Linked DNA regions of Homo sapiens: region 1 is linked to region 2. A link is a contact called in ENCODE POLR2A ChIA-PET data. All regions are on one chromosome and are shown on one strand. Each heading gives the region's core, a stretch centred on a gene start or an enhancer-like site at or near the end of the contact. The rest is flanking DNA. Distances are from core to core; before and after follow the strand shown.

The links. ChIA-PET counts read pairs that join two places held with the same protein, here RNA polymerase II (POLR2A).
Region 1: POLR2A ChIA-PET joins it to region 2 with 10 read pairs in activated T-cell. The contact joins the promoter of BCAT2 here to the promoter of RAB3A in region 2. POLR2A ChIA-PET finds 5 or more read pairs at or near these places in 2 of 52 experiments (H1 and activated T-cell).

What each region holds. Positions count from the first base shown.
Region 1 is chr19:48,809,664-48,812,363 of GRCh38, forward strand. BCAT2 (branched chain amino acid transaminase 2) reads right to left here and starts at 1,366. Exons shown (of 11, transcript NM_001190.4): 1 at 1,321-1,366. The coding sequence starts at 1,344. It overlaps LOC105372432 (a long non-coding RNA gene), which reads left to right. Exons shown (of 3, transcript XR_936017.4): 3 at 681-1,174. RefSeq lists enhancers at 946-1,015, 1,289-1,583, silencers at 1,336-1,555, 2,632-2,700 and a cis regulatory region at 2,445-2,700.
Region 2 is chr19:18,202,632-18,205,331 of GRCh38, forward strand. RAB3A (RAB3A, member RAS oncogene family) reads right to left here and starts at 1,411. Exons shown (of 5, transcript NM_002866.5): 1 at 1,265-1,411; 2 at 1-109. The coding sequence starts at 109. It overlaps LOC102725254 (a long non-coding RNA gene), which reads left to right and starts at 2,099. Exons shown (of 2, transcript NR_134910.1): 1 at 2,099-2,268. RefSeq lists enhancers at 653-1,435, 1,468-1,762, 1,948-2,047 and a silencer at 1,428-1,817.

The sequences.
Region 1 (2,700 bases), core at 116-2,615, about 31 Mb after region 2:
CTCAGGAATGTCCCCTATCCAAAGCCCAGCACTTTTCCCCATTATAACCAGCATTGTCTCTGCCAAATATCAGGGCTTATTTCCTATTCACCAGGTCTGAAATTAAAAAAAAAAAAAAAATCCCATTGTTGTCTTTTTCAATCCCCAGGACTATCCCTATGTTGCTGTCTAGGCCAGTACCTTCCAGACTGTCCCTACCATGGTCCAGCACTGTCCTCTCCACACCCCGGGACTGTCCCCATCACAGCTGAGGACTCAGCCCAATTATCTCCATTACAGGATATCTCTATCTTCATCAGAGCCTAGGAATGTCCCATCATGAGTTCAGGGCCATTCTATGACACCAGAACTGTGCCATGATGAGACGGTCCACATCAGTCCCAAGTGGACCTGTCAAAGCCCAGTACTGCCCCACCACAGTCCAGGAGTGTCACCACTAAAGCCCAGATTGCCCACATACCCCAGGTATCCCAGGACTATCCCTATCAGTCACTAAGAGCCGAAAAAAGTGAAATTCTGCCCTGACATTCATCAGCTAGGATAAGAGACTCAAATAAAGTCAGGTGTAAAGTTAACAGACAGTTCTCCCAAGGTTACACCGCAGCTGTGAAGGCTTGTAATGACCCCTTTCTTTGGCTGTTTCCTTCCTCACTGAGAAACCTTGTTCTCTGAAATCATAGACTCTGGGAAACGCTGCTGCTGTTTGACATCGCACAGTCAGAAGGGATCGTCTCAGCCAGCCTGCAGCATCTGTCACTTTGACCATGAGACGCTGCCTCGATTTCCAATCCAGGTGCAAAGCTTCAGATAGGAGTTTGGGAAGCACAGCAATCCCCATCTCTTATTTTTTTCAACTTTCATTCCAAGAAAATAGGACCTTGAGTCCAATTCCCAGAGCTGAGACTTGAGGTCCAACTCTGCCTTCACCTGCACCCGGCCCTGGAGGTCTGGGCCCCTTTATTCCAGCTCCCGCACAGGCTGATGCCCCACCGCACCCCAGGGCTCCGCTCCCCAAATCACAACCTCCCCACCCCCACGCCTCCCTCATTACAGGGTCCTCCACCATGTTTCCCTTTTTTTTTTTTTTTTTACCTCCCCGCCAATTACTTGCCCCACCTCATCCGCGTCTACCTGCTCCCCCTCACCCCATTAAAGCCTCGTGCTCCTTTCCAAAGGGCGCCATCCTCCTCCGCGCCCTGCAGCGGAACCCCAGGGCGGGAGGAGCGGCGCCGAGTCGGACCGGCTGCAGGCCAGTGGTCTTCCCGGAAGTGCGCCTCCCCCGGTTATTTCCCAGACCCCGGCGCGGGGCTGCGAACCCACCTGCCCCAGAGCGGCTGCGGCCATGATCCGTGCGGCGCGTAACTGTGCCCGCCCGGGGCGCGGCTCCGAAGAGAGACGTTCCGGCCACGCCCCGCTCACGCCTCCTTCTGGGGGAAGGCGGCCGACCAGCGCCCCAGGCCGTCCCAGCTCCAGGGCGTCGGCAGGGAGCCGGACACTGCTGCGGGGCGCAGGCGCTGGTGGGAGGGCAGGACTTGAAATACGGTCCCTGCCAGGCGAAGTGGCTCAGGTCTGTAATCTTAGCACTTTGGGAGGCCGAAGCGGGCGGATTACCTGAGGTCAGGAGTTAGAGACCAGCCTGGTCCAACATGATGAAACCCCGTCTCTACTAAAAATACAAAAAATTAGCCGGGCGTGGTGGCGGGCGCCTGTAATCTTAGCTACTCGGAAAGCTGAGGCAGGAGAATTGCTTGAATCGGGGAGGCAGAGGTTGCAGTGAGCCGAGATGATGCCACTGCACTCCAGCCTGGGCGACAGAGTGAGACTCCGTCTCAAAAAAAAAAAAAAAAAAAAGTCCTGGCTTGGTGGCTCACACCTGTAATCCCAGCACTTTGGGGGCCAAGGCGGGTGGATCACCTGAGGCCAGGAGTTCAAGACCAGCCTGGCCGACATGGGGAAACCCCGTCTCTACTAAAAATACAAAAATTAAGGCCAGGCACGGTGGCTTACGCCTGTAATCCCAGCACTTTGGGAGGCCGAGGTGGGCGGATCACAAGGTCAGGAGTTCAAGACCCGCCTGACCAACATGGTGAAACCCCGTCTCTACTAAAGATACAAAAATTAGCCGGGTGTGGTGGTGTGCGCCTGTAATCCCAGCTACTAGGGAGGCTGAGGCAGGAGAATCATTTGAACCCTGGAGGCGGACGTTGCGGTGAGCCGAGATCGCGCCACTGCATTTCCAGCCTGGGTGACAGGGTGAGACTCCGTCTCAAAATAAATAAATAAATAAAAATAAATACATAAAAATACAAAAATTAGTCGAGCGTGGTGCCGGGGGCCTGTAATCCCAGCTATTCGGGAGGCTGAGGCAGGAGAATCGCTTGAACCCGGGAGGCGGAGGTTGCAGTGAGCCGACATTGCACCACAGCACTCCAGCCTGGGCGACAGAGTGAGACTCCGTCTCAAATTAAAAAAAAAAAAAAAAAATCGTATCCCTCGGCCATCGTGTCTCGGCAATCCTACCCTGGGACACTCTGTCTCCAAATTCTACCCCCACAGTGCCCCCAAGTCCTGTCCCCGGGTCACTATCCTGCCACCCCTAACAGCCACAGGCCCAAACAGCCAAACCGCGGGACCCTTCCCTCACAGGGCGTCGCCCTGTTTTTCTGCGCTCCGCCCCAGTCCTCCTGCCCCACCCGCCAG
Region 2 (2,700 bases), core at 161-2,660:
ACGTCTTGCCCACGCTGCTGTTGCCGATGATGAGAATCTTGAACATGTAGTCGAAGTTCTGATCCGAGGACTCCTTCTGCCCATAGCGCGAGTCTGTGGCGGATGCCATCTGGGGATACCGGGTGTAGCAGAGCCGTGAGGGGGGCTCTCTCCATCCTCATGTGCCCAAGCCCAGGCAGAAGATGGCAAGGGCTCCAGAAAACGGCCGGTGTATGGAGGACACCCTTATCCCATCAGGAGCCCCAGTATTAATTGGTGGTGCCCCCAGCAGAGGGCAGCCTGTGACCTTGAAATCCTGGGCGTTTCAGAGGAGGGGCTCAGAGGGTTGCCGATGGGGACACCCCAGCAGCCCCCTTCAAGGGGCAGGTGCCCCAGGTGGGGCTGTAACCCTAAACCCAGGGCTGAGCCCGGAGGGGGTGACTGCGGCTGGCTCCGCCCCCCATCAATCTTTCATGGTCCTCAGAACCCGGCCGCGCGGCCCCACGTGCACCGCGTGCATGGTCCCTCGAGGACGCGCATCTGCAGCCCCCGCTCCCCGCAAACCTCCAGGCCGGAGAGCTCCGGCCAAGGCCGCTGCATCACATGATACAGGAGGGGCATGCACACGCTCACGTGCACACAGCCTCAAACACGCTCATCCGTACATACAGGAGTGTGTGAACGCACTGAGGTGCACAGGACAAAGACACAGACACCTGTTTGCACACCGACTCGCCTATAGAAATGTGCAAACCACCCGTGCGCACAGGCCCCTCCACCCATGCAGGCGTGTGCACATCACCCACACGGACACGGATCCCCGTGCTTGTATGCACGGGCCATACCTGCACAGGCGGTCCACACGTCTTTCTCCACGCGCGTGCAACGCTCACACACTTAGGCCCAGACCCCCACGGCGTCACACGAGCATATCCAGGTACACAAGCAAGGGTGCACACAGACCCGCTGACACAGGCAGGCGCGCACACGCGTGTGCACACCACGCGCACGCGCACGCAAAAGCCTCCCGCGCGCACAGCTTCCCGCAAGGAGCTCGGCTCCCCTCCCCCTCCGCCGCAGAGCAGGGGGGTTGGGGGGGTTAGTGGTGAGGATCAGGCAGGAGTGGGGCGCCCGGGCCCTACCCATTCCCAGCCTCGCGACCGCCGCATCCTTCCCCCCATTCAACCCTAGTCAACCTCGTCCCCCACCTCCATCAGCCCATCAGTCAAATGAAGGTTATGCAGGTGCTCGGAGCCTGAGCACACCCGGCCGCCCAGGAGCTCACCTTGCCCTGCACCGATGCAACGGCGACCCTAGCGGCGGTGACTTTTTTGGCGGTGGCGGTGACAGGACCCCGGTGCGTTGATGTGGGGCTGCGCGGCGGCGGCGGCAGCAGCGGCTCAGGCCCCTGCAGTCCTCCGTGACGTCCTGCAAAGGGAGGGGCGGAGCCTCACATGTAGATAAGTCCGTGACGCCATCCGGAGGCGGAGCCGCGCGTAGAGATGTGGCCCATTGACGCACGCAGAGCCAGATGGGGCAGGGCTCCTGAGCAGATTGACGTGCAAATGGGGCGGGGCCTAGCGTGTGCATCCAGTAGGGGCGGGAGCGGCGCGGGGGCCGACTCCGCCTCTCGTCCGCCTCCTGTCCGCCTCGGGGAGGCGGGGCCCCTCAGCGTTCTCTCACTGGCTTAAGCTCTCGAGCGACGGGCGAAGTAGCCAATCAGAGATTGTCTACGCCCTCCTCTTGTCCAATGGTGGCATCTGGGAGATTGAAGGGCCGAGAGGCTGAGGCCTTGGCTGAGCCCCGGTCTTCGAGGGGCGGTTCCCTTACCCGCCCGCACCCACCCCAGGTAGGGGACTCTTGAGGCCACCGTCTAGTCCAAGGTGCTGTGACCCCTGTTAAATGCCCCTGACTCCCAATTGCAGAAAAGAAAAATCGAGGCCCAAGAGATGTTTTATACCCTCACATATATGGGGTTCAAAATAAATACCAAAGAATAAACAGGAGTCAAGAGGGACCCCTGTCCCATTCCCGAGGCGTAAGACCCCCCCACTGAGGGAGGGGCTAGTAAAGACTCCACCCCTCCCCCGTTTCTGAGGTTTGAAAAGAAAGAAGTAGAGGTCAAGAGAGCCTCCCCTCCCCACCATTCCCAGAAAAGGAGGAAGGGGCTGATGGACTCTCTGGGAACCCCCTCCCCTCCCTGCGCCCCGTCATCAAGAAGAAAATTCGAAGAAAAGGTTTAGCAGGGACAGAGAAGCGACCTGTCCCGGAAACCCCTTAAAGCCTGCGGTAAATGCCCCGGGAAACAGGGAGGGCACGAGCCGAAGCCTCCAGCTCTTCAAAGCTCGGATTCAAAGACCCGGGGGCTGGGAGACCCCCTCCCTCCATCCTGGGAAAGCAAAACTCAGAGGATGGAGCCTTTTGGGAGCTAAGATGGTCCATCTTTTATTCCTCCAAATCTTTAGGGAAGGAAGTCAGAATTTGGGGAGGGAGGAGGAGCCCGAAACCCCAGCCCCCACTTTGGGTCTCCTGCTCCCCCTACTCCAGCTTTCAAACCCTCCAGGGGTGTGTGGCCCCCAGGAGAGTCCTGATCCCCTAGATTCTCCCCCCACCCCTCCCAGTAGGCGGGGCTGGAGCGTGTGTGTGTGGCGGGGGGTGACTCGTCCTGTTTATAAAAAGCTCGCCAGCTGCGGAGGCGCCGAGAGACCAGAATAACTTAGC